Linked DNA regions of Homo sapiens: region 1 is linked to region 2. A link is an interaction called in ENCODE POLR2A ChIA-PET data of the cell type or tissue named here. Cell type or tissue: Panc1. All regions are shown on one strand. Links, peaks and the distances in the headings refer to the core of each region. The heading gives the core; the rest is flanking DNA.

The links. Peaks named below come from ENCODE experiments on the same cell type or tissue, not always from the same donor. Only the 100,000 strongest peaks of a DNase experiment are listed, where the experiment ranks them.
Region 1: POLR2A ChIA-PET joins it to region 2 with 7 read pairs; 1 of 35 experiments calls an interaction of 5 or more read pairs at or near these places.

What each region holds. Positions count from the first base shown.
Region 1 is chr12:116,199,293-116,207,263 of GRCh38, forward strand. The region is part of intron 2 of MED13L (mediator complex subunit 13L); the gene reads right to left. Among named protein-coding and RNA genes, the nearest start is that of MIR620, 55 kb to the left of the region's middle. In Panc1, for the core only: no CTCF peak of the experiment used is centred there; no DNase peak of the experiment used is centred there; H3K27ac peaks cover 386 bases.
Region 2 is chr12:116,609,130-116,617,100 of GRCh38, forward strand. No RefSeq gene overlaps it. Among named protein-coding and RNA genes, the nearest start is that of LINC03088, 48 kb to the right of the region's middle. In Panc1, for the core only: no CTCF peak of the experiment used is centred there; no DNase peak of the experiment used is centred there; H3K27ac peaks cover 44 bases.

The DNA.
Region 1 (7,971 bases), core at 1,256-5,255, 410 kb before region 2:
TTTGATTTTAAGAGACTATGTAAACCCAATCTCAGCCATTTCTGCTTAAGAAAATCAAAAAGAGAGTTTACACAAAAGTGATACAGCACACTTCACGCACACTTTATTTTTATGTCAAATAGCTTCCTATTGCAATATCCTCATCTGCAAGAAACACTAAGTCCTTATTTAGGAATACTAAATTGTGTCACCCTTGAGGCTTATGCAAGCTTATCATCTGACTTTTAAACATTTTCTATCTCTTAGAAAATACTCTGATCAAATGCCTAGGTTTCTACTTTCAGTAAGCATGTAAAAGCATTAGCACTGATTGCCCTAAAGCACTTTCAGAAAAACAGTTCCCATTTGGTTAAACAGTCATCAAATTTTAAGACCAGGAATCCATACTTTTTAAATGCTACTTTTTTTTTTTAATTCAAACCTATATCAGGAAAAATCATTTTTTGGTCCAGTATCAAAATCTAATCTCCACCCCTCAAGAAATAAAGAAATCTATCTGCCTTAACACCATACTTCCAACATTTAAGAAGCCAATCAATTACAACTAATACCTTTATACACTAAAGAGCATCAGTCAGAAGGACAAATTTTCTCAGGAAAATAATTTCAAGTTCAAGGTTATATGAGCATTTTGGACGTCATACTGTTTTCCACGAAATATAATTTAAATCAGCAGAGAGCCAAAATACATTGTCATGGTTGAAATAAAAGGAGGAAAAGTCCGGGCGCCATGGCTCATGCCTGTAATCCTAGCACTCTGGATGGCCAAGGCAGGAGGATGCTTTTCAAAAAAAAAAAAAAAAGGAGAAGAAGAAGGAAAAAGCAAACATTATTTTAAATAGCCTGTTTTTTAAAAAATTACATGACTAAATTATCTTAGCAACATAAGATTTCTTTAATAAAGTACTACCAATCCCCTGCCTTTTTTTTAATTATCGCATTTCCTTCTTACCCCAGGAAAAAAGTAATAATGGCCACACTGCAGTCATTCAACATTTCCAAAGAACTTTTGTACTTTGTACAATGTTAACAATCTAGTGTACTATAGCCACCTTTCTCATCACACATTGCAAGACATTAATTATATTCACAATAAATTTTCACACTTACTAGTGAAATACCATTTGTAGTTCAAAATAATTTGAAACTTCAAGAAAAACAGGTGAGAAAAATAATCTTTCCTTTCAGGTCTAATTTGTGAAACTTTCAGAATTCATTCAATTAGCAATTGTTCAACTATTGTTGAATTACTTGACAGGGACTATGTTAAAAGTGCTAACAGAAGAATATGTACGTAAACTGTCCTCAATGAGCCTACACCCCACAAGGAGAGAAAAAACACAATAATCAAAGCGTTCTGGTGCATGAAACCAGCAGTAGTACACTAAGTCTATACTAAGCACACTTCAAAGACTTCAAAGACTCACTGTGCCTCAATTTATATTTTAATCAATAAATTTGAATTTTTTAATGATTAAAAATAGTTTATAAAATAAAAGCACTACGCAGCAAGTTAGATTTTTTTAATACAGGGCTAGAGAGGTAGAGAATATCATAATAATTCCTATGACATAGTAGATCGGGTAGCTTTTGTCTTTTTAACTTAAAACAAGAGGGATGGTGTAAGCAAAAGGGCACATCTTCTGGGTTAAAACAGATACAGATCAGATCTGGAGAGAGCAGGTTACAAAAGAAGAACAGTCATCCTCAAGATTACTTAGTAAATACCCATGCTGGCCTTGAAACCATGGGCAAAATTCCAGATTGTAAAAGAAAACTGACTGTACAAAGACTAGGATCAACTGAATATAAAAATACACATCCACTAGTATAATTTTAAAAAGCCCCCATGGGTTGTCATATGAGAGTATCTATCTTTACCCAAGTCTTAACTTTCTTTAAAGTCCTCTATCCCAAATTGAAAATATTATTTGAAAATGTTACACGAAGAAGTATACAAGAAAAGTCTTCTACAAGATTAGATCAGGTAAGCCTATGTACTGTAATACCATATAAATTTTGGTCATTAAGTCCATCCAAATAAGGGTTGTAATAATAAATGAAGAAACCCTGAGATGGATACATTTCCTTAACTAAAAAAGAAATTACAAGGATGAGAGAAAAAGAATAAAAATAGACATTAACCCCGAGAAATAAAAATGACACATGTAGATCAACATCATAAAACATTTGATTTTTAAAAATGGTGATCCAAATATTCAACAAATCTATAAGCTGTGTATAAAGAAAGGTAACTTATGTGCACAGTCAGCAGCATTATTAATGCATTTAATAACACATGTGAAGCAAAGGACATCAAGGAGGCAGGAGGCTTCAGGGGGATCTGTACAGGTGAGCTTTACCTCCCACAATTGTACAGAGTTTTAGGAGCACGTGTATGGGTGCTTTTTTTTCTAGGAGACCATCCAAAGCTTTCTGCAGGTCTTCAAATGGATGAATGATCTGAAAAACCTAAGAGCCATCCATATAAGACTATAAAGTTTCCAACATTACAAATATGTCTTTTTCTTGAAAATGAGCAATATAATACAGTAAGAAAATAAGTTCTAAAAAGAATTAGGTTAAGGGCAAGGTTAAAACAAGCTATCATCAAAACTCCATGAAAGTCTTTTTATGGCATTAAAGAAATATGCTTCATTCTCTTTGTAAGCTGTAAATTTGAAAATTTAAAGTTTTAGGAAACTAAACTAGCTTTACAAAACAGATGTTGCTGCCTATGCCATTTAATCAATTCAAGTCACATTCCTAGAAGACAATATAGCCATCTGATGAGTTCAGCGTCAATGGAATGAGCCAAATCCACACAACAGCATTTTACAAAAATAATCAGTGGTTTAAAGCAGGGCATGTGCAAAATTCCTGAAATAACACATACATAATTCACTGCCAAACTCAGATCAATTCAGAATCTGCAGAGGCAAGAAGCATTATTATGGCTCTGAAATCCATATTCAGTAAGGCTGTGTTCAGAAAGTTTCATTTCAATTTCAAGAAAATAAATGACTAGAGAAGCTCAATAATGATTTTGGCAGATATAAGTACCCTTCGTTCAAAGCAGAATCATTTTACAGAGCTTAAGATTTTTTAAAAGATAAAGAAAAACACCAATTTATAGGACCTAAGTCTTGAATTTAAGGATGAAATGTCATCAACTTGAGAAATATAACACTGTATCTACTCAAATATTATAGCTATCCAGACAACAGTTAGAGGCAAGAGAGTACAATGGAAATGGTTGAAAAAGCACAGCCTTATTAGAGATCAGTTAGAATTGCAATTCTAACTGCATCACCACCAAGCTGTATGACACTGAGCAAGTTACTTCATTGCCCCATGCCTCGGCTTACGCATTTTTAAATCTCCTGTGGCTGTGATGCACAAGGAACTCCCCTCTCTCTAAAATCCACCAACCCTTAACCTTCTTCCCCTGACAGCCTCTGGGGTTCTTCACGGTCAGCGTCTCCCCACAGATTCACTCAAGTCTTTCTATTCAATAAGGCTTCAGAAAAATTAAAAACTGCTTCTCACAAAAGGCTTAGGAGAAAATGCAAAGTTAGAAGAATCTCAAAAATGTAAGAAAATCTGGCAAATGAAGAATACAAGAGAAATCACAAAGTTTTACAAAAGCACTCCTGTTCTTACCAGAACTCAATACCTGGAAGGCAGATGAATGGGCTTTGCTAAAACTTTTCAGATTTATTTTATGCTTGCTTGCCACAGAAACCAACACTGGACCTTTTAGTCTGAATTTCCTCATCTACAAAAACAGCGGGACCAAATTAAATCAGCGTTCTTCAAACTGTATTCCTCTGAACTCTCGAGTTTCATCAAAGTGCCTCAGAGACCTCAAGACAAATGTCTCCACACCATCTTCAGGCAGGAATGTTAACAGTTTTCTATATGAGGGTTCCATGTAAGATTCGGTTTTACAAGTTTTGCTTATAAAAGGCTTGCAAATGTTTACAAAATAAATAGGCCTTAAACTTGTAACATTCTGTACATGTAATATCATCACTTTGTGGTGGTGTTTATTTTTCTCTACTTGATGCTAGAAACAGTAACTTTTCTGAAGCTTTTGTTTTAAAAGGTGTTTTGTTTTGTGTTTTTTTTTTTGAAATAAACATAAAAATAAAAATAAAAAAACAGTCCAGTGCTAGAGCTGGTGGTAAAAGTGAAGACATATAAGGAAAGACTAGTGTAAGTTACCACAAAAGACAAGAGTGAGGCTGGGCGCAGTGGCTCACACCTGTAATCCAAGCACTTTGGGAGACCGAAGTGGGCAAATCACCTAAGGTCAGGAGTTCGAGACCAGCCTGGCCAACATGGCGAAACCCCATCTCTACTAAATATACAAAAATTATCCGGGCATGGTGGCAGGCGCCTGTAGTCCCAGCTACTCAGGAGATTGAGGCAGGGAGAACTGCTTGAACCCAGGAGGCAGAGGTTGCAGTGAGCCGAGATCACGCCACTGCACTCCAGCCTGGGCAATAGAGTGAGACTCCATCTCAAAAAAACACAAAAAGAAAAAGACAAGAGTGAAAAGTCATCGAGGAATCACTCAGACTTACGAATTGAATCAGTTAACTATATGCTTAGTTAGAAACAATAAAAACCCATTGCACAAATATTTTTGGTGAATAGGCTAGCCAGAGCAAAAATTTTATTTTATGGAAGAAAATTACATGTCGTAATGGTATCTGCAAAAGTGGGACTTTCAGAAGGCTTCAATATGCATTTCTTTGAAATGCCAGTGGTGGGCATACCACAATAGCTACTGATCTGCTTCCAAAAGTCAACCTAACTCAAAGTTTCTGCACATGAACCACAATCTAGCAATCTTTCTACTTTGAGAGAGAACAAAATTTTCTTTCTACTTTTGAGAGAGAACAAAATTCTAGATTACGGACCATAATCTATCAATCTTTCTACTTTGAGAGAGAACAAAATTTATCAGAACCTAGCCTTCCATAAAACTCCAGTGATTCAGACCAGCTGCTCAGGAGTCAGGAGCTGCCAGACGTAAACTGAATTGCTGTATTCCATGACTGCTATCAGCTAGGAGTAGCTACTACGCAGGAAGAACTTGTAAGAACTTTCCTGGCTAGCAAAAGACTGCTTGCTGTCTCAGTACCCATGCTGTAGGCAGTTCATGGCAATTCTTACAACAATCCTATTTTTCAGCGTAGATGGATGTTCTAATTCCTAAATTATAAACCTTTCACCAACTGCCTTTCTTCTAGTATGTGTTCTGGTGTTTGCTGTCATGACTTTTAATATAATGCCTTGTCTCATTCCCCACTATAAGTTCCTCTAGTTGCTATCTGGTCATTCTTGATCTCACTCTCCATTATATGTGTCCTCCTTTGGTCTACCCCTATCTTGTTCTGACCCACTGTTTTCCCTAGACCTGGCTCCTGCCCTTTATCCTAAACCTACCTTGTCTTGTCTGTAGATCCCTATCTGTAGATATAGAGATACTTAGGTATTATTATTATCTTATTTTCTTAAGCTAACCTGGCCAGAGTTTTCAGAATTGGCAAAGAATAAGATGTGTTCCCTTTCAGAATTTATAAAATGGCTAATATAAAAGAAGAATAATATCGCTGCCAAGAAAAAGCAGCAGTGTAGTGTCAGTGGTGATCACAGCTGGGACAAATACTGCTTCTTTGCTGTCTCCTCTGGTGGCTACCTAGAACACCATAAACCCTTTCTTCCAACTGTACATGGCCTCCTACTTACTCAACTACTCATGTGGCTTGCCTTCTGGGACACACAAATTCATCTTCATACTGTCGCCAAATCCTAACCAGAACTCAGAAAATGGTGAACAAAAACGGTGCCTATTAAAGAGAAAGAGAAGTCAGATTTTATCCTTATCCATTTGCTCTAGGAGCTCTGATGGCAAAAGCACTTCAAAACACCAGTTAACTATGTATTCCAACAATACACGATAAATGAGATGGCACTTCAAAAAGAGGTGCTGTAATACAAATTTTTTTCAAGTCGTGTTTTTTTTAACGTTTTTCCTAGCTTTTTTACACTCAATGAGACTCAAACAGAACTAGTCCTCTTCTCATCAGCTACTTGGGACCAAAGACATAAGTTCTTATTAGAAGATTCCTTCCCTCACCACCCCATAAAAGAAGCACAATGGTCCACTCCCTACAATAATCACCTTCTCAACTGTTCTACCATTAAAAAAAAAAAACAAAGGAAGAGAAAAAAAAAAAAAAAAAGGAAAGTCTTTTAAAAAGAAGAGCTAAGTCCTTTTCCTCCCTACTGTTTTTGGCCAGAGGGAGGGAGAAACTGAGCTATCAGTCCATTCAGAAGAAAATGGGTTACAAACAGAATGATTAAAAAAGGTATATTTTGGTAAATGGCCACCAATCTAATCCATTTGAATGATTCCAATTATTTTCCTACCTTATCCTTTCATTCAGATCTATCTTCTGCCATTCCTGGAGCTTGAGAAAGCAGTTAACACTTCCCGCTCTGAGGAAATGAAAGCCGCCTCACCACTGCGATAATCATAACCATACATATTAACTTCTTCATTAAAATATATTTAATATAAATACAGCAGTTTCTGCTGTGAAAACTTTACAATGCACTGCATAACTAAAAACTTGTTTTTTTTTTTTTTTTGCTTCCTTTGTATAAAGAAAACAAAGTGGCAATGATTAATTGGACAAAACTAAGAAACCTACCAAACTTTTGGGAATTAACTTCAGCGGATATAGAGATACTTAAGTATTATTACCTTTTTTTTTTTTTTTTTTTTTTTTGAGATGGAGTCCCACTCTGTCACCCAGGCTGGAGTACAGTGGCGTGATCTTGGCTCACTGCGACCTCCTCCTCCTGGGTTCAAGCAGTTCTCCTGCCTCAGCCTCCTAAGTAGCTGGGACTACAGGCATACACCTCCACACCCAGCTAATTTCTGTATTTTTAGTAGAGACGGTGTTTCACCGTGTTGGCCAGGCTAGTCTCGAACTCCTGACCTCAGGTGATCCACTTAGGTATTATTATATTTCAGAAGCTGTCAAACCATAGGAACATCTAAAACCTTACCTTAAGCACAAGCTAACAAAGCCAAACTGTTACTAATTCCTTCCAGTGAAGGAATGATACTTCTTCAAATGTGAGCCAGAAGTAAAGTTATTTACACCAATACATTTAAGAACTATCAGTTTCATGAATGAACATCTATCAGTGAAGAAGGATAAAGAAAAGTTATAGACGGGGAAAAAAAGGTAACAATATACAAAATTAGCAAGCCAAAGGGCTGTTGAGGAAAAACAGCAAGTAGCCTTTTTTTTTCAAACACCTGTCCTCCTCTTATTATTAAATCTAGGAATCCAGAGCATTAAAAAGTTACCAAAGCACTGATATACAACTGAGTATCTGTTTCTATTTAAACATACTGAAAGAAGATAAAACGCTAAAATAATCTGCATTCTCTACAGAGTTCACTGTTTACAAGTTAAATAACAAAACATTAACTTCTTTATGCCTTGTTTTGTAGATTTGACTTTGGAACTACACTTCATAATTATAAAATGATTAACTTTTTTTTATATATCCCCCCCAAAACTCCAAAATAAGATGAAACAAAAGCACCTCACTGTGTAACCAGTTGGTGACAAAAACCACAGAGAGGAATTATTCTGAGTGACTTTAAAGCATAGTAAAGGCACATTCATAACAAAATATACACTAAGAACAAAGAAAATCTCTAGGTATACGAATACAGTCATATGCCGCCATGATGACGTTTCAGTCAACAGATGGACCACACAGATGATGGTGGTCCCATAATATAATAAAACTGAATTTTTACTGCACCTTTTTTTTTTTTGGTAAGATTTTTTACAGAGATGGGGTCTCCCCATGTTGCCCAAACTGGTCTCAAACTCATGGGCTCGAAAGATTCTCCTGCCTCACCCTCCCAAA
Region 2 (7,971 bases), core at 2,102-6,101:
CCTGTACCTTTGGTGATTGAGACATTTCTGTTGGCTTTTGGGACCCCAACTCACAGGACTGGGCAGAAGTCAGGCTGCAACATACAGAGAACTTAATGGAAGTGAGCAGGCAGCCGAAGTAACCCAGGCTTTCTCATCTCAAGAAGCTCTTCCATTGCCAAGAACAGAGGGCAAGTTGATGTCACTACAAAAGTGATTTTTAAAGAAAGTCAAACCGCTTAAAGACTGCTTCTTATTTAGGCCCCATGGGTGCTAAGAAATGGCTTCCTCCTTTTTTTTCTTTTCCTCCTCCTCCCACTTAGCCTCACAAATGGTTGGCAGACTCTATCCTTAAATTGTGGCCAGGGACTGGAGCTGAAAACGCCTTTGAGGATTCTTCTGCAGCAACCACTAAAATCTCTGTCTGGAGATGCGAATGCTGCCTCTGAGGCTTCAGAACAGGCAGGGAGGCTCAGAACCAGCTACAGGCTACTTTCTTTCCTTTGTCTGGACAATTGCAACCAGGAAGGAGAAATCATCATAGGCTGTTTATTTGTAGACATTGGCTTGGCTGTTGGTCTCATTCTGAAATAAAGACACTAAAAGGGAAATAGGCAGACACCCCTGTCTTCCCCAGCCCAGGAGTTTCTACCTGGGCACTAATGACATTTAGAGCATGATGATTCTTTGTTTGCGGGGGACAGGCTGTCCTGTGCATTGTCTCTGGCCCTTGCCAGATGACAGCAGCACCCCCCACCCAATGTGACAACCAAAAATGCCTCTAGACATTGCCAAATGCCTCCTACAGGGGCAACACTGCCCCCTGTTGAGAACCACTGCTCTAATTGATTAGCATGTACACAGCGAGCTCCCATAAAAGGCTGAAAGGATGATTCTGTCCTTTTTTTTTTCTTTTGAGACTGAGTTTCGCTCTTGTTGCCCAGGCTGGAGTGCAATGTCACTATCTCGGCTCACTGCAACCTCTGCCTCCTGGGTTCAGGCGATTCTCCTGCCTCAGCCTCCCGGGTAGCTGGGATTACAGGCACCCACCACCGTGCCCGGCAAATGTTTTGTATTTTTAGTAGAGATGGGGTTTTACCATGTTGGTCAGGCTGGTCTTGAACTCCTGACCTCAGGTGATCCACCTACCTTGGCCTCCCAAAGTGCTGGGATTATAGGTGTGAGTCACTGTACCCGGCCAGGATGATTCTATTCTAAGAAGCTAGGAGAACATTCCAGATACTCCTCCAGAAACTACTCAGACTACCAAGCGGGTCAGCTCAAGAAGAGACCTAAGGCCGGACGTGGTGGCTCCTGCCTGTAATCCCAGCACTTTGGGAGGCCAAGGTAGGCGGATCACTTGAGCTCAGGAGTTCAAGACCAGCCTGGCCAACGTGGAGAAACCCCGTCTCTACTGAAAATACAAAAATTAGCTGGGCATGGTGGCGCACACGTGTAATCCCAGCTACTCGGGAGGCTGGGGCAGGAGAATCACTTGAATCCCAGAGGTGGAGGTGGCAGTGAGCCGAGATGGCGCCACTACACTCCAGCTGGCACAACAGAGCGAGACTTCGTCTCAAAATTTAAAAAATAAAAAGAAGAGAACTAAGGTTTGTCTTCCGTTAAACAAAGGCAGACCTTCTAAGCAAAGGTCTTCTGTGAAAAAGACTTTCTGGAATGTAGAGGGGGAAGGCTTACCCCTGGGGCAGTGAGGATTAAATGAAATAAGACAGGCAAAGTGCTTGGCAGAGGAGTATCAGATGGAAAGTGTTCATTGGTATTATTATTGTTATTATTATTCTATGTTCAAAAAACTGCTCATAGCTCTTCAAGCCTTAGAGGGTGCAAAAAGATGCTGCACAGCACGGCCACTCAGGAGGCAGAGCAACAACATTCCTGACTAGGAGAGTGTAGAGAAGATCAAATTTTGAGCAGAAAAGAACATTCGAGATTATTTGGATCAACCTTTCACTTTACAAGTAAGGAAGTAGGCTGGGCATGGTGCCTCATGCCTGTAATCCCAGCACTTTGGGAGGTCGAGGCAGGAGGACTAGGTGAGTATAGGAATTCGAGACCAGCCTGGACAACATAGCAAGATCCGGTCTCTATAGAAAAACAAAAATCAAGTAAGGAAGTAAAGTGGAAGTACACGGAGGTGGTGTGAAATGACTCGTCCAAGGTCACAGAGAGTGTTAAGGGTGGGCCTGGGGCCAGAGCTCAGGCTTCCTGCCCCACCCAGAGGCTATGTGTTTCCACTGCTTAGTCTGTCACCGAGGGGTGGATGGGAGGGTGGTGCCTCCTCCCTCGGTGTAAACCGGCTCCATGCTCACAGACCTGTTCCAGAGACCTTGCCGGTCAAAAATTCAAGTTCATGTACAGTATTTTTAAGAAATGTTTCCATAGAGATGGACAAATAATTGGAAACAATAATCCAGACAGAAAAGAACCACATTCATTGGAATAGGATGTATATAGCATGAGCTTGGGTGACAGTCCTGCTGACCTGGAGGGATGGTCAGAAAAGCCAGGCTGAGAGCTGGGAGATTCTGGGTTACAAGCTCACATTCCAGGACGGGAGCTTGATATCCTTTTTTTTTTTTTTTTAGATGGGCTCTTGCTCTGTTGACCAGGGTGGGGTACAGTGGTGTGATCATAATTCACTGCCACCTCGAATTCCTGGGCTCAAGCCATCCTCCCACCTCAGCCTCCCGAAGTGCTGGGATTACAGGCATGAGCCACCATGCCCGACAACGGAAATATATACATATATATTTTTGAGACAGAGCCTTGCTCTTTTGCCCAGGCTGGAGTGCAGTGGCGCGATCTCTGCTTACTGCAGCCTCTGCCTCCTGGGTTCAAGTGATTCTCCTGCCTCAGCCTCCCAAGTAGCTGAGATTACAGGCGCGTCACCACACCCACTCTGTTTTTAGTAGAGATGGGGCTTCACCATGTTGACCAGGCTGGTCTCGAACTCCTGGCCTCAAGTGATCTGCCCACCTCGGCCCCTCAAAATGCTGAGATTACAGGTGTGAGCCACCTCCCCCAGTCATGAAATCTTTTCATAGTCCTGTATGCACATCGATAACGCCCAGCCTATGAGTGCCCACTGAACAAGCACAGGCTGAGTCTTTCTGTACACCAGGCCTGGGGGAAGGTGACACAGTGATGACCCCTTTTCTTTCCCCCCCTTTTTTTTCTTTTTTTTTTGAGACAGAGACTCCTTCTGTCACTGCAACCTCTGCCTCCCGGGTTCAAGCAATTCTTGTGCCTCAGCCTCCCGAGTAGCTGGGACTACAAGCATGTGCCACCATGCTTGGATAATTTTTGTACTTTTTTTTTTTTTTTAGTTGAGGCAGGGTTTCACCATATTGGCTAGGCTGGTCTCGAATCCCTGACCTCAAGAGATCAGCCTACCTCAGCCTCCCAAAGTGCTGGGATTACAGGCCTGAGCCACCACACCTGGACTCCTTTTCCTTTTCCGGCTTCTAGAGGCCGCCAGCATTCTTTGGCTCCTGGTTTCTCCCTTGCATCACTCCAACCTCTTGCCTCTGTCCTCATACCTCCTCCTGCTGATGGCAGCACAGGCCCTGCATTTTCTAGCCAAGGGGCCCTTGGAAAGGAACTTAGCATCTCTGAAACTGTGTCCTTATCAGTGAGCTGGAGATGTCAGAGCGCCCACTTCACAGGGTTGATGGGACTGGGTCGAATGGGGTCTGTGTTAACGCTGAGCACTACGTCCTGCACACAATTTTATAATAGTAACGGTGATGATGATCGCCACCACTGTCATCCAACAGTCGTTTCTGTAGCTTGGAGACACAGATGGAGAGGTGACTTCTGCCTGAGGCATTAGGAAAAACTTTTTTTTTTCTTTTTTCTTTTTTTTTTTAGAGAGATACGATCTCTCTTTGTTGCCTAGACTGGAGTGCAGTATTGTGATCACGGCTCACTGCAGCCTCAAACTTCTCAGCTCAGGCGATCCTCCCGCCTCAGCCTCCCGAGTAGCTAGGACTACAGGCATACATAGGAAAAACTGTTTTAGAAGTGATTGCTGAACTGGCCCTGATCAAATGACAGTAAAGGAATGTGACCAATAGACAAGGGGTGTGCTGGACAGAAAAACAAGGACAGCAGAAGGCACGGGTGTTTGTAGAACAGGGAGGTCCCAAGTGGCCCAGAGCAGAAGGTCAGGGTCAGTGCCAGGAGGTGGGATAGATGGCAAAGGGATAGAAAGCTAGGGCTTTGGACTCAGACAGGCTCAAGTTCAAGTCCTGCAGCTCCACATAAGAGCTCTGCAAACTGGAGTACCTCGTTAGCTGCTCCTGCTCTGCCTTTGTGAAACGCTCATGGGAACAGTGCCTACCGCCTAGGCTTGCAGCAATTAAAGGCCGTTCTGATATGGGAGAGGCACAAGAGGCAGCTTGGAAAGGGCTCTGCGGGCCTGGCCAAGGAGTTTGCACTCTGCAGGGTCACGTCTTCGCTTTTCTTCTACTCTTCATCCCGTGTGCTCCATCCTTTTCCCTCAGACAACAGGAAGGCTGAGCACTGACCTTCCTCATCTTACGCCTGTCACTGTTCTCCTGAACTTAAAAATAATAGCTTTTGCCAGGCACAGTGGCTCATGTCTGTAATCCCAGCACTTTGGGAGGCCAAGGTGGGTGGACCACCTGAGGTCAGGAGTTCAAGACCAGCCTGGGCAACATGGTGAAACCCCGTCTCTACTAAAAATATAAAAGTTATCCAGGCATGGTGGTGGGTGCCTGTTATCCCAGCTACTTGGGAGGCTGAGGCAGGAGAATTGCTTGAACTCGGGAGGCAGAGGTTGCAGTGAGCCGAGATCATGCCACTGCACTCCAGCCTGGGCAACAGAGCAAGACTTCATCTCAAATAAATAAATAATTAAATAAACAAAAGAAAAAAGAGAAAGAAAGAAAGAAAAATAATAATAGCTTTCTTCACAGGTGGAAAAAATGTTATGAGACCATTGATCATCTGTAAAATGCGGGTAACAATGGCATTGACCTTATATGGTTGCTTTGAGGATTCACAGACAGAATGTGCAGAAGTGCCTGATGTTATAATGTGGGAGGCTAAAAGCTTAGGATCTGAAGTCAGGGGGACTGAGCCCGAATTGAAGCTATGTCACTTACTAGCTCTGTAAAGCGGGCAAGTGACTTAACCTCTCTGAGTCACAACTCCTTGTTTGTAAAATGAGGATGATAATATCAGCCACAGAGGTTCTTTGGCAAGCATACTAAGAGATCATCTAGGATGCACTCATTAACTATGATGATGATGGTGATGATGATGATGATGTCCTTTCTGTTTACATGTAAGACAAATTAGGCCCAGAGAGGGAAAGTGCCTTGCCCAAGGTCACACAGCAAGTTGGTGGTAATCCATCACACAGGCAGCTTCCTGTAGGATCTGCAGTCCAGGTGAATTCCCGGCATGAGTTCTGGGGACGGGAACCCGAGGCGGTACAAAGCATGCCCTCTCCCTAGGCTGTTTTCCTGTGTGAAGGGCAAGGTAGCATCCCCCACCTGCAGCCTATAAATCCGCACCAGTGGCCACTGCCTCCCAGGACTGTGTGGCTCTGCCTGCTGAGGAATCAGATGGTACCAGCAGACGGTCTCTCCATGCTACTGGAACCTGCATCGCGCCCATCATTTATTTTGGACAAGATGCAAGATGAGATATCAAAGGAATCAGCTGCTGGTCAGAGGAAATAGAAAAGGGGCCAGAACTCTGCCTGGCTCTGCTGGGCACAGAGTAAGCCCCCTCTCCCCTGCAAATCCGAATTAGGCTCCCCAATCTTAATCCAACTTTATTAATTGAAATTAAATCAATTCAAAGATAGAAGAGGCTAACTAGTTTCTTGGTTTCAAGCTTTTTGCTAAATATATATATATATATATATATATACATTTTTAAAAACTGGAGGTATTTATAGAATTAGAGTTCAGATTAGAGAGTTTCAAGTACCAGTTGAGGCCAATGGAAGTAAAGGGTCAGGAGTTCTGGCTCCCCACATTCAAATGAGCCAAGGGATGACCTCAAACACATCAGTTCGGGGTTTTATTTTTCCAACATGCTCTGCTGACTAATTGAGCTTTTCAGACCTCTCTGGAACAGATGCTGGTGTGAATAAAGCCTCCCTTTGCTCGAGGCACAACAGAAACACCCCCTAATGCCCAGCCAACGCGCCCACAAGATTTCAACTATTATTCAGGCCAACAGGAGGTATTGCAATTAAGAGATGATTGTCACCAACCCTCTTTAACAGCAAGCATGTCCAAGACGGAGGCTCCGGGGGAGGGTGGCTCTCGGGGGCCACCATCGTCAGGGTTGGCAGGTTTCCACCCTGGGAGTGAGTGACCAGGTCATGGGTGGATTGACACACAAATATTTTCTTTGGCAGATGGGACACAGTGAAAACAAGGTGAGGAGACCCAGGATAAGAGGTGCCCCTAAGTCTCCCGTCCGTTTCCCTCTCTGTAAAATGGACATCTCCAGAAACCAGCACTCTAAGTTTTAATTTAATTAATTAATTAATTTATTTATTTATTTATTTATGTTTTAGAGACAAGGTCTCACTCTGTTGTTGTCCAGGCTGGAGAGCAGTGGCGCTATCATAGCTCACTGCAGCCTCCAACTCCTGGGCTCAAGGGCTCCTCCTGTCTCAGCCTCCCGAGTAACTGAGACTATAGGTATGTACCACCACACCGGGCTACATTTTTTATTTTTTATAGAGACAGGGTCTCCCTATGTTGCCCAGGCTGGTCTCAAACTCCTGGTTTCAAATGATCCTCCCGCCTCAGTCTCCCAAAATGTCAGAATTACAGGCATGAGCCACCACGCCTGGCCCCTCCCAGTTTTAAAATATTGAAGAGCCCTCAAAGAAAATCAAACCAGCTGTGTCTCAGAGGTATAGGATCCTTCTGGCAGCTTGCAGACTGTAAAGAAGTTCAAAGAAACTCTGGTTGTTCCACTCTGGTTGTGGAAGTCATATTGGTCACTAGGATCTGAAAACATGTAGCTGAGAAGGGCTGAAGGGAATGGCTGAAGACCAGCGGGTGTGAATTGTCTTTCACCAACGGGAACTAGCAACCTTTTGTTCCATCAGTTTTTCATAGGAAAATTAAAAGGTTATCATGGGAAGCCCCCCTCCCCAGCAATCAATTACTATTGTTAGGATGAATAACAATAGACTTGCCCTCCACTTCAGCCTGTCCAGGATTCAGAAGTGCTTTTTGAATGCTAGTCCATTCATCCTCACGGTAACCTTGGAAGCATTCCATTAGGCAAATTCTGTATTACTTTTGCCTCTACAAAATATGTAGTGCCATTCTCTTGATGGAAAAATTAATCAAGCTATGATCTGAAAAGAATAATAATGGGGAGAAAATCCTGGGGGTGGTCTGAACTCACATGGACAGTTTGAATAACTCCAGACTTCAAATGTTGTACCTAGACCTCTGCCGTGGTGGGGAAGTGTTGATTTTGAAGGGTCAGGGCCCAGAAGCACCTTCTGATGGTCTGAGCACCAGGAAGCCTTTAGGTTCACTGAGTTTGCGTCTCCTGAAATAATATTATTTATTATTCTTGGCTGTGCCGCTCACTTACTGAATGACTTTAGGGAATCATTCTAACCTCTCCACTTTCCTCGTTTGTAAATGGGTTAATTATATTTGCCCACCTCACAGAAGTGTTGTGCAGATAAAACAATGAAAGGTGAAACAGAAAGGCCCTTTCCTCATTCAGTGGGCTGCCTGAGAATTCCTAACTCTGCATGCAGTGAAACAGCTAAATGCCTTTACTTACATGGATGGTTATAGTCCTGGCTGGCAATCACCAACTGGCGATTAGCTCTGCAATCAGCAAATTTAGTGCCAGGCTGGGGGGACCTGGGGCGATGCAGGACTGGAGCGCGAGTCCCAACCCTGCCAGTTCCTGGCTGTGTGACCTCGGGTAAGCCACCTAACCTCTCTG